Linked DNA regions of Homo sapiens: region 2 is linked to region 1. Evidence: read pairs that join two places in POLR2A ChIA-PET (ENCODE). Cell type or tissue: GM12878. All regions are shown on one strand. Each heading gives the region's core, and the rest is flanking DNA. Links, peaks and the distances in the headings are about the cores only.

The links. Peaks named below come from ENCODE experiments on the same cell type or tissue, not always from the same donor. Only the 100,000 strongest peaks of a DNase experiment are listed, where the experiment ranks them.
Region 2: POLR2A ChIA-PET joins it to region 1 with 10 read pairs; 3 of 35 experiments call an interaction of 5 or more read pairs at or near these places.

Annotation. Positions count from the first base shown.
Region 1 is chr3:47,341,994-47,351,173 of GRCh38, reverse strand. KLHL18 (kelch like family member 18) reads right to left here. Exons shown (of 10, transcript NM_025010.5): 9 at 8,344-8,455; 10 at 4,358-7,619. The coding sequence ends at 7,233. Among named protein-coding and RNA genes, the nearest start is that of PTPN23, 34 kb to the left of the region's middle. In GM12878, for the core only: no CTCF peak of the experiment used is centred there; a DNase peak (open chromatin) is centred at 3,783; H3K4me3 peaks cover 461 bases; H3K27ac peaks cover 1,840 bases.
Region 2 is chr3:47,287,572-47,296,751 of GRCh38, reverse strand. The region is part of intron 1 of KLHL18 (kelch like family member 18); the gene reads right to left. Among named protein-coding and RNA genes, the nearest start is that of KLHL18, 9.2 kb to the right of the region's middle. RefSeq lists an enhancer at 4,943-5,052. In GM12878, for the core only: no CTCF peak of the experiment used is centred there; DNase peaks (open chromatin) are centred at 4,851 and 5,075; H3K4me3 peaks cover 494 bases; H3K27ac peaks cover 2,620 bases.

The DNA.
Region 1 (9,180 bases), core at 415-8,414:
CCACTTTCATTCAACACTGTACTAGATTTCTAGCCAGTACAATAAGACAGGAAAAAATTAAAGGCATACAGATTGGAAAGAAAGAAGTAAATGTCTTTATTTGCAGATGACATGATAATGTAGAAAATCTCAAGGAAGACACACACGGACATTTTTTTAAAAAATGATAAAACTAACAGATTGAATTTAGACAGGTCACAGGATATAAGATCAATAAACAAAAATCAATGGTATTTCTATATACTAGCACCAAAAAGTCTGAAAACAAAATTCAGCAAGCAATTCCATTCGTAATAGCAAAGTAATATGAACATTTTAACAAAAGGAGTGTAAGATGTATATACTGAAAATAACAAAATATTGCTAAGAGAAATCAAGGAATATCTAAATAAATGGACACAAACTCCATGTTCACAGACTGGAAGACTTCATATTGTCAAGATGGCAATTCTCAACTTGATCTGTAAATTAAACACAATATATATTTAAAACCTCAGAAGGCTTTTCTGTAGTAACTGACAATCTGATCATAAAAGTGACATGGGAATGCAAAGTATCTAGAAAAGTCAAAAGAATTTTGAAAAATAACAAAGTTGGAGGTGTTACATTACCTGATTTAATGACTTACAAATACTTTAAAGCCAGAGTCATCAATAACACACAATCATGGACAGGCACAGATCAATGGAACAGAACTAAGAGTTTAGAAATAAACCCTTATATTTATGCCCAATTGATTTAGACAAAGGTATCAAAGCAATTCAATGGGGAAAAGATACTCTACAACAAATGGTGCTTGGACAAATGGAAATCGGTCCATGAAAAGATGAATTTAGACTCTTCCCTTACACCATGCCCAAAAATGAACACAAAGTGGATCACATACCTACATGTAAGAATAAAACAAGAAGACTTCAAAAAGTTCTTAAGATACGACACCAAAGGCATGATCCATAAAAGAAACAACTGATAAACTAAACTTCATCAAAGTAAAAAACTTTTACAATTCAACCACCACCACTAAGAAAATGAAAAGAGCCCTTGTTAGTATAGTGGTGAGTAAAAAAAAAAAAAAGAGAAAGGGCTGGGCGTGGTGGCTCACGCCTGTAATCCCAGCACTTCGGGAGGCCGAGGAGGGCAGATCACGAGGTCAGGAGATCAAGACCATCCTGTCCAACATGGTGAAACCCCGTCTTTACTAAAAATACAAAAATTAGCCAGGCGTGGTGGCGGGCACGTGTAGTCCCACTACTCAGGAGGCTGAGGCAGGAGAATTGCTTGAACCTGGGAGGTGGAGGTTGCAGTGAGCCAAGACCACACCACTGCACTCCAGCCTGGCGACAGAGTAAGACTGTCTCAAAAAAAAAAAAAAAAAAAAAAAAAAAAAAAAAGAGAGAGAGAGAAAGAAAGAAAATGAAAATAAAGACAAGCTAAGACTGGGATAAAACATTTGCAAATAATATATTTGATAAATAAAGGATTTGTATCCAGAATATGTAAAACTTTCTTACAATTCATTAATAAGACATGTGAACCAATTTAAAAATGGGCAATAATTGAATAGATATTTCACTAAAGATATACAAATGGTTAACAATCGCATGAAGATGCTCAAAATCATTAGTTGTCAGAGAAATGCAAATGAACCATAATGAGATGCCACTTTGCATCCACTAGAATGGCTACAACAAAACAGAAAAGTCCAAGTGCCGACAAGAATGTGGAGGAACCTGAACCATTCATTATACATTGCTGGTGGAAATGTAAAGAGGGACAGCCACTTTGGAAAAGCTTGGCAATTTCTTAAAAAGTTAAACCTAAACCTACTATATGATCCCAGCAGTTTCACTCCTAGGATCTACCCAAGAGGAATGAAAATATATGTCTAACAAAGACTTATAAATGAATGTTCATAGCCGTATTATTCATAATAGCCCCAAATTGGAAACAATCTAAACATTTATCAATCGGTGAATGAACAAAATATGGTATAAGTGGAATACAACTTAAAAACAATAAAAGGAACTATTGGTACATTCTACAATATGAATGAACTAAATTATTCTAAAGTAGGAAGCCAGACACAGAAGGCCACATATTATATGATTCCACTTATGTGAAATGTCCAGAATAGGAAAATCTATAGAGACAAAATAAAATAGTGGTTGCCTGATGATGCAGGTGAAAAGGGGAACTGCAAAAGGGATTAACTGAGTGATGAAAATATTTTAAAACAAGATGGTGATAATGGTTGCACAGCTCTGTACATTTACTAAAAGTCATTGAGTTGGACACTTAAAATGAATGAACTTTAAGGTATGTAAACTATGACTCAATGAAACTATTAAAAAATCAGTGACGTAAAAAGGAGGAAGACAAGGGAAGCATGATTAGGTGACATTTGAATGTGGATATACCTGATTGTCCCTAAATTCTTCAAGAAGCTATTGTTCAGCCTCTTCTTCATGTCCATTGTTGTGTCTACAGTAATGGAGAGTCTCACAGAGCTCACCACGTAGCAGGTAAAACAGGTAAACAGGTCACTGCATGGTAGAATATGGCCAAGGGCCAGCACAGCAGATGGAGGAGGAGTGCCACGCTGACCAGAGATGTTTTCATGAAGGTAACATCTAAACTGAGATCCTGAAGACCGCTGCTGGGCAGCTGAGAGGAAGTGTCAGTATCTCAGTGACATTCTATGTCATGCTATGAAGTTTAGGTTTTATGAACTGCAGAACTAAGCTGGGCGTGGTGGCTCACACCTGTAATCTCAACACTTAGGGAGGCCAAGGCGGGAGGATTGCTTGAAGCTAGGCATTCAAGACCAGCCTAGGCAACATAGTGAGACCGATTCTCTACAAAAAATAAAAAAAATAGCCAGGCATGATGGTGCATACCTGCTGTCTCAGCAACTCAGGAGGCTGAGGTGGGAGGATCGCTTGAGCCCAGGAGTTCAAGGCTGCAGTAAGCAATGTTGTGTACTGTTAGGTTATTGTGAGTAGCAATAAAAAGCAGCAGTGCTGGACTTTGGGGTGAAATGGAGTGGGCTCTGCTGTTGGTCATGAGGGGGAAAGGAGTCCAAATAACAAAAACAAAGAAAGAAAGAAAAAAGAAATGGAAAGTCAAGCAGATGAATCCAGTTTGACTTAGCAGTCCACTCTTCACCTATGGGGCTCTTTGGCTCTGGTCAAGGGGGCATAGATTACATGGAAAGGGCTGCTACTACTTTACAAGCAACAGGCCTTTCTCCCAGAGGGCAGAGTTCCCAGATAGTCTGGCTATCTCTTTCAGCATGAAGGCACCTGCTTCTTCACTCTTCCCCTTGCTGCCCAGTCTGCTTTTCCAAGGTCTATGACTGTTGGGAGGAATGCTGCTCCCTTCACAGGTGGAAGACACTGCTGTCCTTAGGCAGACTGGACTGTGAGTGTGGAGATCTGGTCTCAATTTCTCACAATGCCACTGGTTAGCTGGAGTCAGGTCAATTACTTGGCCATTCTGAGGCAGTTTCCTTATGCTAAAATGTTACCTGCTCCGTGGGGATTACTGAGGACCATGTGAGATTCAACTGATAAGAGTGTTTATATGTAAGACATGTCCTGGTGGGGTGTGTGTGGGAGTGATATGCCTTCCAAAAACTTAAAAAAATTAAGTTGCCATCCAGGAGTCCAATGGACAAGATTGATCACAAGCTGACTTTTGGAAAAGTGTGACTGAAGAGTTTCCCAACAGGCAAAACCACACTAACCACAGTGTAATCTTGGAAGAGCAGATCTGGAATGCGGCTGTATTTGGGGAAGTGAAACTGAAGATGGGAGTATAGTTCTCACACTGAAGAGCATGCAAATCACCAAGGAAACTTGCTCACGCCAGAATGCTGAGCTGCACCCCAGCCCTAGGGAACCTGTCTCTAGAGAGGGACTTAGGAACGGATCTGTGGTTTAAACATTTTCCAGTGACTTTTATGTGCACCAAAGTTAAAGCACCTCTCGCCTAGAGCATAAAAAAGGAGCTGGAGATGCTGATTCCAGGCAGTCAACAGGCAGCCACATTCCACTGGGAAACTCTGGAGTTTTAGGGCAGTGAATGGAGAAAAGGGGAAATCCGAGAGTAGGGGCGATCAGGACAGGCACCAATATGCAGTCCCAAAGTGCAAATGAAGTCTTTGCATATTTTTCACCAGAAGTGACTCTCATAAAATAAATCTCTCCAAAGACTACTTTTGCTGTACATCTGGCTTTTCCCTTATATTCACAGAAATATTCCCATTTTGTCCAATATATTTTTTTCAGTGAATCACAATTAAAAAACAAACATGTACTTCTAATATCTGAGAAATAAACCAAGAAAGGACAAGAGCTATTAGGAGTGTTCTCTTTATTTCTCTTTGGTTTCTTAACACAAAAGACATGCATTCTATAAATAAAAGGAACTAAGATTTTCTGGGAAACCATAAATTGGGAGGAATTCCCACAGTCACACCTCTGTGGTCAAGAGGATGGTCTTCAGCCCCCATCTGGCTGTAATCTCTGATGAAATCCAGAAGAGAAGGCCCGTGTGTTATCCAAGAAGGTGAAACACTCAAGGACAGTGAATGCCACAGTCCTCTGCTCAGAGCTGGGCTAGGCCCCAAGGCCCACTGAGTACAATGTCTACCCTATCTCCTTGTTACATCCTTTTTACAATATCCTTGGGTGATGCTTCTTTTCATGGGGCTATTGGAAAGGCTCCAACACCAAAGAGCCAGACCAGCCATTTACGAATAGCCATTCACCATCGGACTGAGGAACCTACTGGGAGAGTGTGAATATGTTGGTGTTTCCTGACTTGTGCTCAGAGCCCAGATCAAAACACTGGCTTGATCTTACTTTGAAACATCGACCTCAGGTGCAGCAGTGTAAATTCTACACCAGGAGGTGGGATTGGACTCAGGAAGTCCACTACAAGAGCAGCAGGCCATGGTAGAAAATGATCTGCCATACCCAGTGGCAAAATCTGGGCCAGTATCCTAAGGACCCACTCAGTAGCCCACAGACCGATTCTTAATACCTTCACAATCCAGGCTTGTTGGTGCTACTTCAAATTCACAAAAGAAAGGGGCTTATAATAAGACAAGCACTGATACACTCCTAACAGGAAATGCACACCCCACCCACCTTCCGAGTCTACCCCTACAGGCAAACCAGGAAGGAGGGAGAAATGCTGGAGCCCTACCACGAGCCCAGGTTAAACGACATCCGATATCAGATTGTTGAGACGTTAAAAATAAAAATATCATTTTCAAGTGCTTGTAGCAGAGGCCTAGCTCCTAAGTTGTAGGTAACAAAGGTACTTCCCTCTGAATACATGGCGATTGCACACACTGGTAAACCTGACGGTCCTGGGGTGGGGGAGACACCCCAGGCTCCACATTGTGCCTTTCTGAACAGGCTTCCAGGCCACCCCAGGCAGGCAGCAAAGGATAGGAAACCAAGCAGGTGGAGACTGGAGCCCTAAGACTCAGTCTTGGGTTACAGGAATTGAATCTTCTTTTAGTCTCTACTGGAAGAATTTTAGAAAACCAATTTTGGCAGCAGCAGTTGAAGGACAGCCCCACTGCCCAGTGCACTGGCAAGAGAAAATGTCCTCCTCTTTGAGTCCCGCTGTGCTACATTAGGTCCTATCCAGGGAGGAGGAAGCAATATGAAATCTTTCCAAAAGGTAAAGGTCATTTGCCAAGATTAGAGGAAGAAATATAAAATCTGTTCTTTGCAGCAGCAAGAGATTCTTTCGGCCTTTAGTTCTTTATGTCATAAAAGCCAGCTGTGCTTGAATGTAAAGGTCCACCTTGCTGGTCAGTCTGCCCAGGGCTGGAGGGAGGCCAGACTCTTGGGATTGGCGAGTGGATGGAGGAGCAGTGGAATGGCAGAGCAGACAAGGTTACCAGACCAAGCCCGCCCACAGCTGGTAGAAGGAAGCCCTGGTTAGGTTCTAGAGGTGCATATGGTCAACGTGCCCCAGAAGCATCACAATGAGGGAAATCATCCAAGAACGAGATTGATGGGCAAGTGAGAATCTGGCCAGACCTGCTGTTTCCTGCTGGTCAAAAAAGGAAGCAATGTTAGTGAGAGTGGGGAATCTGAATGAGCGCCATGGTGGCAGTAGGAGGTAATCACAGGGGCGCCTGGAGCCCCCAGCCACAGCTAGGAGCCCCCACCAAGAAGAGTGGCAGTAATTCAGCAGATAGCCTAACTCTCTACGCCTATGATTTTAAAAGTCCTCTGATGGTGGGTGAGAAGACAAACCCCATGAGCACCTTACTACAGGCCCAGTCAAGAGTGCACTGATTCCACACACACTGGGGCTCAGAGGGAACCCCCAGCTCAATGCGAGGCCTCAGGACCCTGGGATCCGAATGTGGGGTGGATACCGCCCTTCTCCAGTTAGACGATTTTCCATTTAAACATAGATTTGCCGTTAGTGTCTTTTATGCTTTTTTCTTCTTGCAAAATTTGTTCACATAAAAAAATTATTTTTCTTTCCAGTTTCTTTCAAGTGTTTCTTTGTTTAAATTTCCTTCAGTTTCTTTCAAGTATCTTTTTTTCCCTTCTGTTCTCCTGGACAGATCAAAAGGCCTCACTGAAATCCCAAAATTAGACATGGGGAAAACTTCTCTTCTCCCTGCTTACCCAGCAATGAGGACAGAATCCTTGGTGCCCCACTGTGGAAGAAGGAATGTGCCTGTGTGCAGCCTTCCACTGCTGTGGCCACACCATCTCAGGCAGGGAGAACGCTTGGGTCTGTCCTTTCGTCCCCAGCTACATCCCAGTTTCCAGCAGGCTTGGACACTGCAGCCTCCCCATGGCAAATTGGCCAGACTCGGCTGGAGAGCAAGCAGGCGATGGGGAGCATCAGATGGAAGGCCTTCTGTGAACAGCTGGCCCACAGAGAGGCGGTGGGTAGGAGCTGGGCCTGGATGGAGCCTGTGTTCATGTGGACCAGAAAACAGTTCCATGTCACCAGCTGCAGGATCCAGAGGAGCTTGTGTTCCATGCTGTGCATCTTGATGACCCAAGCCTGAAGGTCACAAGGGTGGCACAGTGGGGGAGGGCTTAAGCACCTGGAAAAACTGTACCTCCGGCGAGCTCACGTTTCGCCATCTCTTCTGGTCCACTGCCTCTCCTGAGGGACTGTTCCTGGAAGGAAGCGCCTATGTCTGTACCAGATCCCTGCCCCACCACATCCCATCCTCTGCCTTAGATGGTGAGGAGAGGGATGCAGCCCACACCGACCCCTCCCTCATGGCACGCCATGGGGGCCATGAATGTCCAGCAGTCTGTCTCTGGGTCATACATCTCCACTGAGCTTAGGTTTGACTGTCCGTCGTAGCCCCCAACAGCGTAGAGGCGCCCACAGCTGGCCACCAGGGAGACCCGGCTCCTGCGCGTGTGCATGGGGACAATCAGGCACCACTGGTCTGCCACAGAGCTGTACATCTCGGCAATGCTGAGGAAGCCAGAGCCATCGTAGCCCCCGCAGACAAACATCTTGCTCCCCAGGGAGGCGGCTCCGTGCCGGCAGCGCTTGTTGAGCATGCCAGCTGCAGGGTGCCAGGTGGCTGTGTGGTGGTTGTAGTGTTCCACCTGCAGTGGGGAGAGAGGCACAGGTACAGGACAGTCAGAGGCAAAGCTCAGTCCATGGAGTGACCGTGCAGGGCACAGCAGCCCCCCATGATGTCAAACTCCTGTGGGAGGTATGGGGACAAGGAGCTCTCCCAGTATTCCCTCTGCTGCAGGCCTGCTCTTTGGTGTATGGGGACAGGGAGAGGTCACCTCACCTAACCCTTTCTGTTTGCATCTAAGGAAACAAAAAGGATGTGCCCAAGGATGCAATGCTAGGTAGTGACAGAACCTGTATGAGAGCTGGGTCTCCTGTAATCTCCAGGGCTCTCCACTGCAGCACTGACTGACTATGGAATGACTAGTAAATGGCTGTTGAGCCTTTTTTACAGAATAAATACAATTTCAAACAAATTATCCAAAAGAATACAACTGTTTGCAAATTTACACTTGGTCTATAACTGAACTTACTTTGGGCAGGAATCTCACAAGTTCTATGTAGTGTTCAACAGACAGTAGAACAGGGTGGTGGCTGCAGATGTGACTACCCTTTGCCCTTCTTTTGTGTACACTGGCTCATTCTCTGGAAGTTCAGAATTTCAGAAGGTGCAGTGGATAGCCTGAAACCTCACTAGATGATACTTTATTCAGCTGTGGCAAGGCTGAAGTTTTTTCAAATAATGATCTTCTAAAATAAATCTCAAAGACAGAAGTAGGTACCCTTATCCCAGGGGGAGCCCAGACTCACACTGCTGAAGATCTGCAAACCATCATGGCCGCCTGACACATATATCCTGCCCTCAAAGACTGTAACCCCAGCAGCACTGCGATTCGAGCTCATCGAGGTCACCACTGTCCATCTTCAGGAAAGAGTCAAAATAGGAGGGGAAGCATGAGATTCAGGGTTCTTGTTCCCTCAAGACAGCCTAGCAGGGTTTAGGTGAACTGTGCTGGCCATCTCTCCATCTCTTATCACCTCTCCCACCACCTCTCTGACAGTTCTCCCTGGCTGCCGCCTCTCACCCAAGCTGCAAACCCACAGCCCATCTTCTCTGCTCATCTCCATGGCTGCTCAAAATCATTGTCTCATACAAGACCTCTTTCTCCTACAGTTCTGCTCCTCCCTGCACTCCCTGCCTTGTTAAGCAGACCACCAGCCCTCTAGCTGCTGTACTTATAAAGCTCAGTGCTATTCTGGCTGCTTCTCCCTCACCATCAACATTCCTGTGGTCCCCCAAGTCCTGGCTGGTTTGCTTCCTAGTCAGTGCTTGCTCCCATCCCCACTACCAGTGCCCTACCCCTGACCTCTCATCTGGACCACTGCAACAGCCTCTTTACAGGCAGCCTGGCTTTCCTACCAGTCCCATCCGACCCCACCCAGCCAGAGGGATTGCTCCTCCTGTACCTGCACCATGTCCGTCCAGTGGCTCCTCACTGTCTCCTCTAAGAGAATCCAGGTTCCTTCATGTGGTTTTTAATTTTTTTTTATTTTTGAGACAGGGTCTCACTCTGTCACCCAGGCTGGAATGCAGTGGTGCTATCATAGCTCAATGCAGTTCTGACCTCCCAGAATCAAGCAATCTTC
Region 2 (9,180 bases), core at 423-8,422, 54 kb after region 1:
CCTGGGCCTCTGAACACTCTCCCCTGGCCTGGAATGCCTCTTTCCACTGTGCCTGTCTGTCAAAGTCCTATTCATCTTGCAATGTACCAACTAAATACCATCCTTTCCATGCAACAGTCACAAACCCTCAGAACTGTAAATATCAGCTACTCCTTTGATGTTCCCTTAGGCCTCTGGTGATGCCTATGCAGTTACAGAATTTATCAGACTCTGCCTTTTCTCATAATTATTAATAATTGATGCATAATCTATCTTCCCCACTCATCTATAAATGCCAAAGACAGAGGCTGACTCCCATTCACAGCAGGGTGTCTCATGCACCTACAAGCACCAAGCACAGGTAAATGCACTTATATAGTATGTTGACTGAAGAAGCATCTCAAACATAAGGTCAGGGGTTAGTTAAGGTAATTCAGTAAATACTTTTAAGTGCTTGAAACATGCTAAGAACTATACTAGGTAAGAGATGGCTCACGATTCAGGAGTTCAACATCTAGAGGGGAACAAAAACACTCGAACCATCTACATCCTGCTCAGACCAGTAAGGGGAGTAGGACCAATGTGTGGCGGCAATGCTTCTCAAACTTTAATGTGCACAGGATGTAAGAAGCACCAGATTCTAGTTCAGTAGGTCTGGGGCGGGACCTGAAATTCTGCACTTCGAACAGGCCCCCACCCAGGTGATGCTGACGCTATTAGTCCAATGACAACACTAAGTAATGAGGGGTTAAGGTGCAGTGGAAGAGGGGGAGATGAACTACACCTGGAGGGATATGAGAAGACTGTCTTCAGAGAGATGGGACTTCACACAACCCCCCACTGTGATAGGACAGAGCACAAGAAAGAGGGCATGGGTCCCTTTGAGAAAAGAAAACTTTGAAGGGGCCGGGCACAGTGGCTACACAGCACTTTGTGAGGCCGAGGTGGGAGGATTGCCTGAGGCCAGGAGTTCGAGACCAGCCTGGGCAACAAAGCAAGACCCTGTATCTACCAAAAAAAAAAAATTTTTTTTTAAATTAACTGAGTGTGGTGGCAACACACCTGTAGTTCCAGCTACTCAGAAAGCTGAGGTGGGAAGATCACTTGAGCCCAGGAATTCGAGGTTACAATGAACTATGATTGCACCACTGCACCAGCCTGGGCAAGAGCAAGACCCTGAAGAAAGAAAAAAGAAAAGAGGAGAAAGAGAAAGGGAAAGGGAAAGCAAGGGAAGAAAGAAAAAGGAAAGAAAGCAAAGGAAGAAAATATGGAAGAAAGCTTGAAGCATGGATACGGCTCTGCTTGGCAGATGTGAGCAGATACTCCAAGCCAAAGGAACACTAGAGCAAAGGCCCAGAGGAGGGGGAACACAGTCATGGAGAGATGGCCAGCTGATGCAAGAGGACACTGTGGGAAAGCAGGGTAGAATAGCAGAGAGGGGCCACATCTGCAGGACTCTGAATATCAAGAATACAGCTGGCAGTCTTAGAGAAGTCAACCAGAATGGCTGTCAACAACAGAACATGCTTAAGCTTCTCCCTCTGACGTCTGAGACAGCAGTGACTGGTGGATTTCTATGAGCAGCTTAGAATAATCAGAGATTCAGTTAAATCAGCAGTCCTTTCCTAAATCCTACAGAAAACTAGCCACCACCTGCTGCTCCTGCATTCCCATTACCCCTCAGATATCGTGATTACTTAAAATGCTAAGCCATATACACGGAAAACACAAGCTTTCTCAAACATGAGGTAGAGGCACGTTTTACAACCACCAAGAGCTGAGCAGCTCTGCTCGACTCACGGCTCCGCTGACAAGTTTCTAACCTCTGATTGTCACTGTGTGCAGAACAGAATTTCCTTCAAGAACAAGTCAGAATTAGTCTTCTGGCTCCGGCCATTATCATCATCTCTCCTAAACCGAAGGGGAAAGTGCAAGCAAAACGCAGTGCTGTCTTCATGAACCATGGAATATGCATCCTAACTTTCTATTACCTTAGGTATACCTCTAACACCCTGCCCTGATTTTTTATTCATAAATACATAATTATTGATTGGTTTCATTCATTCATTCACAACGTATTTACTGAGCCATACCATACACATGCAAGGAACTGTGCTGGGCTGGGTGGCTACTTCTCTGACCTCGTGTCCTTCCACTTTTCTCCTTGGTCACTCTGCCCTTATCATTCTGGCTTCTTGCTGTTTCCCCAAAACACCAAGTGTGCTCCTGCCTCAGGGCTCCGTGCTTACTGTTCCCTCTGCCTTCAGATATCCTCATGGATTGCTCCCTCACTTCATTTAGATCTCTATTAAGAGAGGCTGGCTCCTGCTTTACTTTTCTTCATGGCACTGGTCACCACTGGACATCTTCCATCTGTTTATTGTCTGCTACTCCACTAGGATGTAAGCTCATACTCAAAAAGGCTTGGCCTACTCTGCTCACTGCTGCACCCTCAGCACCTAGAACAGTACTTGGCACATGGAAGGTGCTGACATACCTGCTGAGCACCCTGCTGAATGAAAACGAAATGAGAAGCCACTCAGAGCAGAATAAGATCAGAATTAAGCCTGGGGAAAAACAATCTGTTAGTAGCTCATTCCCTACAATGAAATCTGTTTTTCCCTAGAAAAACAATCTGTTAGTAGGCTCATTCACTAGAAGGTCGGTAAGAATTCTCTCAACATGCTAGTAAAGTTAAAGAAATCCTGGGTTAGGTAAAAGATGAAGAGGATCTCAATTAGGACAGTGGTTTACTGAGCAGCTATTATGTAGATACCTCAGTAAATAATTCAGTCACAGCCCTGCTCTTGTGGAGTTACAACACTATAAATAGTTATGTAATTACTATTGTAATAAGTGTCACAAAATACACATAAGAGAGGATGAGCCAAAGACAATCCCAGAGTTTCAACTGTGCACGACTAGATGGATTGTGTGCCCCCCTAACACAGAGGAAACAAAAGATGGGCAAGGGTGTTCACTTTAGACATAATGAGTATGAGGACCCACAGGACAAATGGGGTAGAATTATAGGTTTGAAAGCTATTTGTAATTTGCAGATGATGCCAACACACCTTTACTTGGAAGACATGTTAGCACGGCTTGTTTTGCTGGTCCTCAAAATAGCTCTGTCAAGGTTACACGACATTTACAGCTTACAAACCAACCCAAGAAAAATAAGCTCACAACACATCTGCATCTCCTAAATATGTACCTCTTAGAAGGCAATTCCTTTTAAGTGACCATTTGAAGTGCAGCTACAGGGCTGAACTAATACAATTTGACTCTTAACAGCTGAGGCACCAAGTACAAAAATAAAGAGTAGGAAAGATTACTCCTTAGCATCAGATGTTTCTAATCATTGGGTTTCAATAGAAAGACAAATTGTTTTTAGTGTCTACAGTCACAAAGCACTATAAGCAATCTCTCTTGCCCACCTGGTAACAAGTCTTCTTGAGCTAATTATCTTTTGAAAATTGGATTAAATATAAATAACATACAGTTTACCATTTTAACCATGTTCAAGTGTACAGTTCTGTGGCATTAAGTACATTCTACAACCATCACCACTATCTGTCTCCAGAATTCTTCATCTTCCCAAACTGAAACTATACCCATTAAACAGTAACTCTCCATTCCCCCTCCTCCCGGCCCCTGGCAACCATCATTCCACTTTCTGTCTTCATGAATTTGACTATTCTAGGTAGTTCATATAAGTGGAATCACACAACATTTGTCCTTTTGTAACTGGCTTATTTCACTTAGTGTAATGTCTTCAAGGTTCACCCATGTTGCAGCAGAATTTTCTTCTTTTTAAAGGCTGAGTAATATTTCACTGTATGTATATACTTTTTTTTTTTTTTTTTTTGAGACAGGGTCTCGCTGTTGCCCAGGCTGAAGTGCAGTGGTATAATCATGGCTCACTGCAGCCTTGACCTCCCGGGGCTCAGGTGATTCTCGCACCTCAGCCTCCCAAGTAGCTGGAACTACAAGTGCATACCACCACGCCTGGCTAATTTTTGTATTTTTTGTAAAGACAAGGTTTTGACATGTGGCCCAGGCTGGTCTCAAACTCCTGGGTTCATGCCATCTGCCTGCCTTGGCCTCCCAAAGTGCTGGGATTATAGGCATCAGCCACTGTGTCCAGCCATATACCATATTTTGTTTATCCATTCACCCAGTGGTAGACCCTTGGGTTGCTTCCACCTTTTGGCTATTGTGAATAATGCTGCTGTGAACATTGGTGTACAAGTATCTATCTGTTCTTGAGCTTATTTTTTGAAAGCTTTTTTTTTTTTGAGATGGAGTTTCACTTTTGTTGCCTAGGCTGGAGTGCAATGGCACGATCTCGGCTCACTGCAACCTCTGCCTCCTGGGTTCAAGCAATTCTCCCGCCTCAGCCTCCCGAGTAGCTGGGACTACAGGCATGCGACACCACGCCTGGCTAATTTTATATTTTTAGTAGAGATGGGGTTTCACCATGTTGGTCAGGCTGGTCTCGAACTCCTGACCTCAGGTGATCCACCCACCCTGGCCTCCCAAAGTGCTGGGATTACAGGCGTGAAAAGCATTTTTGTGTTCTGATCAGCTATTCAGAACACTCTGCCCACATATACCATTATATTGGGTCATATTTGAACTACAGTTCACCTATTTTGCCTGCCAAAAGCCCAAGCTCTGACCTTTACCTTCAAGGCCCTGAACACAGACTGTCTGTTTCACTGGAACGTAAGAGCCATCAGGGTCTCTGGCCTGCCATTCTGCCAGCAGCTAAGCATCCTCAGCTTCAACTGAGACAGAATGGGAGCATGGTGTCTTTAGTTAAGACTTTGGAAACATTCTGCTTCAAGTTCCAGCAGAGCGTGAAGGCTTTACAAATGAGATGCTAAATTTAACAGTAACTTCTATGTTACTTACTCACTTACTAATCAGTATAGTCCCATGATCACCTGTAGTAAGCTGGGAAAATTTTTTTCACTTCCGGTTCATTTGTATTCTTTAACAAGAAATGCTTCAATTCCTAAATACTGTGTTGAAACTACAGAAGTATATGCTAGAGCAATAAATAATAAAAATAAAACCTACTTCAAAAGCCTTAGAGGCCCTATCAGTATATAACAGGTCAGTAAACTATAGGCAACGGATTCAGCTCATGCTTCTTTTGTAAAGTTTCACTGGAACACAGCCACACCCATTCATTTATACATTGTGTATAGCTGCTTTTGCACTATAGCATCAGAGTTAAGTAGCTGCAACTGAAACTATATTACCCACGAATCCTTAAGTATTTACTATCTGGCCCTTTACAGAAAATGCTTGTTAACTCTTAGTTCACGCACCTTGGTTCACCCACTTTTGTCCCCAATTGGAAAAAAGTGGTGATGTAATCAGCTGCTTGGATGTTCTTCCTAAGGTCTTCCTAAGCTAACCACAGGCCAGCTGGCTGGTTCCATGCCAAAGAGGCAATGACAGTGCCAATACTCAACAAGTTCGAAAGTAGAAAGGTAGCTGCCATGCTTGTAATTTGGGAAGGGCTAGGAACACACATTTAGAAAAACAATGTGGTCTCATCTTCCATCAACTAGCCTACAAGCTAAACCAAGTGGGGCTAAGGGGCAAACAATGGAGTCTCATGTACAGAATAATAAAGGAACCGTCTGCAGTTAAGAAACATCCCCAAGCACAGGCTTCTTAAATGTACCTGGCGAGCCAGTCAGCCAGCCAGCAAGCTCCAGAAGCCTTAGGGTGAACATGATGAATGTTGCTTGACTGGTAACGGATAGTCCAGGCTGTACCTCCAACTCTCTTTCCCCACCCACATGTCAGGCAGCATCAAGCTCTCTAATTCACCTAATTGGTGTCCAAATTTAACAGCATTATTCACAACATAACTTGAACAAGGAGATTAAAACTGAATTTTTGATAGGAAATTTGTATAACAAGTGCTGTGCCCCTCAAGGAGCATGTTCTTCCTCTCAGTTCTTATTGCTCATTAGAAAGAGACAAGGCTGGGCCAGGTGTGGTGGTTCATGCCTGTAATCCCAGCACTTGGGGAGGTGGAAGCAGGAGGATCGCTTGAGCCCAGGAGTTTGAGACCAGCCTAGACCACAAGGTGAGGCCCCATCTCTCAAAAAATAAACAAAATTAGCCAGGCGTGGTGGCATACACCTGTGGTCCCAGCTACTTGGGAGGCTGAGGTGGGAGGATGGCTTGAGCCAGGGATTTCGACGCTGCAGTGGGCTGTGATCCACCACTGTACTCCAGCCTGGGCAAGAGATGAGACCCTGTCTCAAGGAAAAAAAAAAAGAGGGAGACAAAGCTAACTACACAGAGAGAGATAAACCTAACTACATGAAAAATGTCAGTAGAAAACCCTGGGAATGAGCAATATTCAGAAGCACAAGTTTTCCAATACAATGTCATTTCAAAATCAGAGTCAAGAATTCATATGTCTAAAAGACTAGTAGAAAAAGCCTGCATCTTCTCTCCTGAAATAAAATGTTGGTGTGGCATCTGGACATTCACATCTTTGCCCTCTGTGCTCAAGAATGACACTAAGGATGCTTTGTTCCCTACTATGCTTCATACCATCAGCAGGGCAGGTGAATAATCTGACAGGATGTAAAAGCATGGCTTCCACCAATAAACAGCTGTGTTAGATCTCAGCTGATACAGCTTTGTGCCATGGGCAAATCCCTTAATAGCTCTAAGCCTCAGGGTTTTTTACATCTGTAAAATGATGGCTTAAAAATGTTTTTATTTGTATAAATTTAGGGGTACAAGGGCAGTTTTGATACATGGATATATTGCATAGTGGTGAAGTCTGGGCTTTTAGTGTAACCATCATCCAAATAATGTACATTGTACCCAGTAATTTCTCATCCCTCATCCCACTCCAGTCTCCATTCATTCCACACTCTATGTCCATGCATTCACATGTAAAATGATAGCTTTGATAGGGAACCTCTACAATTCTCTTTTTTCTTTTTTTGAGACAGAGTCACGCTATTGCCAGGCTGCAGTGCAGTCGTTCAACTATGGCTCACACTGCAGCCTTGACCTCCTGGGCTCAAGCAATCCTCCCACCTCACTTCCCAAAGTGCTGAGATTACAGATGTGAGCCACCGTACCCAGCCTACAGCTCCTTTTAATATGATTATTCTAGCTCTATAATTAACCCTGTGTAACTCACTGTACTATATACACAACATAAAAATGGTATGCATCAACAAGCCCTTACTTCATTTCCTCATATCCTTCTCCACCTACTCTTTCATCACAAAGCCAGTGGTGACAACAAATTAGGCAAGATTCCAGATTCAAATGTGTAGCTCTTGAAGCCAATTTCGTGAAAACTGTGTGCCTACATTTAGTGGGTAACACAAGGAAATATTCTAATACTGTACCTTTCACCCATGGAAAAAACATTTCCTTCTGAGGGCTAAATTATCAGAGCCAGGTTCGAAACCTCAGCAGGGGCCTTGGGAAAATGCTGAGAAGACTAATGCCAGCAGATCTTTCAGGAACCATTTATCAGCGGTTGCAAAATAAAGGGTGTGTGTCTATATAGGGAGCTCCTCTCTCCTTTAAGCTTATGGCCCTGTGAATAATACTCAGGTTTGGTGACCTCATTATGCTGTCACTCAAAAAGAAAATAAATGTGTGAGATAAAGGGAGAGCAGAAATATATGAATTTCAATGCCTTACAGAAGCATAGGGGAAAAAATAAATATATAAAATCTGGCTCCAAATCTCATGAATAAGAAGAAAAACTCATTAAACCTAGCAAGTGTGCCCAACTGGCTAGACCCAGATGAATCAGACAATGCTTCCTGAGCCTTGGGCTCCTGGCAGCCCAGAGCAAAGGACACGAAACTCAACGCTGGGAAGAAGGGATGAGAGCGTCCATGGACACAAATCTCTCTACCTAGGCCAAGCCTTATGCCAACAAGTCTTGCACTACAATCCTCATAACTTTTAAGATAAAATGATTTGCCAAGGAAAAGGACCATGGGCTTTTTCTCATAACAGGTTCAAGCCATGGGAGATACAGAATGTGATTTTTTTTAAATGAATATGTTACTCTTTTCTGTCATGCCTCTATCTCACTATCCGACAGGCTTCCAGTGAATTTAAATTTCAAATATTTTCCAAAAGGAAATTAAGCCTAGGTTCAAGTGTTGGCAGTTAATTTTGAGAATGTGGCATGCCTGCTAATATTTATTTTCACGTTCTCCCTAAAATTCAGGAAGATAGAAAAGATGACACGCCATTAAGGATGAATACAGTAGACCTGAGGTAGATTAATTCACGTGGTAGCAGCTGAAATCAGTTCATTTACCGTCAGTGACAGAAGATGCAACAGGAGAGCATGAGAGAACACCTGACCCTGAATATGGAGACGAAGAGTCTAGTCCCAGTGCTGCTTAACTCAACCTGTGACCTTGAGTAAGTCCCTTCCCTTTCTGGGCTTGGGTCTTCATTTGTAAAGAGCAGGCTAATGAATTAGTGCAGTGGTTGGCAAAGTCTTTTTTTTTTTTTTTTTTTTTTTTGGAGACAGAGTCTCACTCTGTCCCCAGGCTGGAGTGCAGTGGCGTGATCTTGGCTCACTGCAACCTCCGCCTCCCAGGTTCAAGCGATTCTGCTGCCTCAGCCTCCTGAGTGGCTGGGACTACAGGCCCGCGCCAGCATGTCCAGCTAATTTTTGTATTTTTAGTAGAGATGGGGTTTCACCATGTTGGCATGGATGTTCTTGATCTCTTGATCTCGTGATCTGCCCATCTCGGCCTCCCACAGTGCTGGGATCAGGCGTGAGCCACTGTGTCCTGCCAGCAAAGTCATTTAAGGCAATGAACATTTTGTCCAGATAAAATCATTCAAAGTTCAACAGAAGCTAAAACAAATTCAAAATGGCAGGTTGAACACATGAATTTATCTCCACTCCTTCTAGAAACTCCATTAAGTTATTATTAATAAATATATACTACTGGCCGGGCGTGGTGGCTGATGCCTGTAATCCCAACACTTTGGGAGGCCGAGGCAGGCAGATCACTTGAGGTCATAAGTTTGAGACCATCCTGGCCAACATGGTAAAACCCTGTCTCTACAAAAATTCAAAAATTAGCCATGCATGGTGGTATGTAGCTATAATCCCAGCTACTCAAGAGGCTGAGGCAGGAGAATCGCTTGAACCTGGGAGGC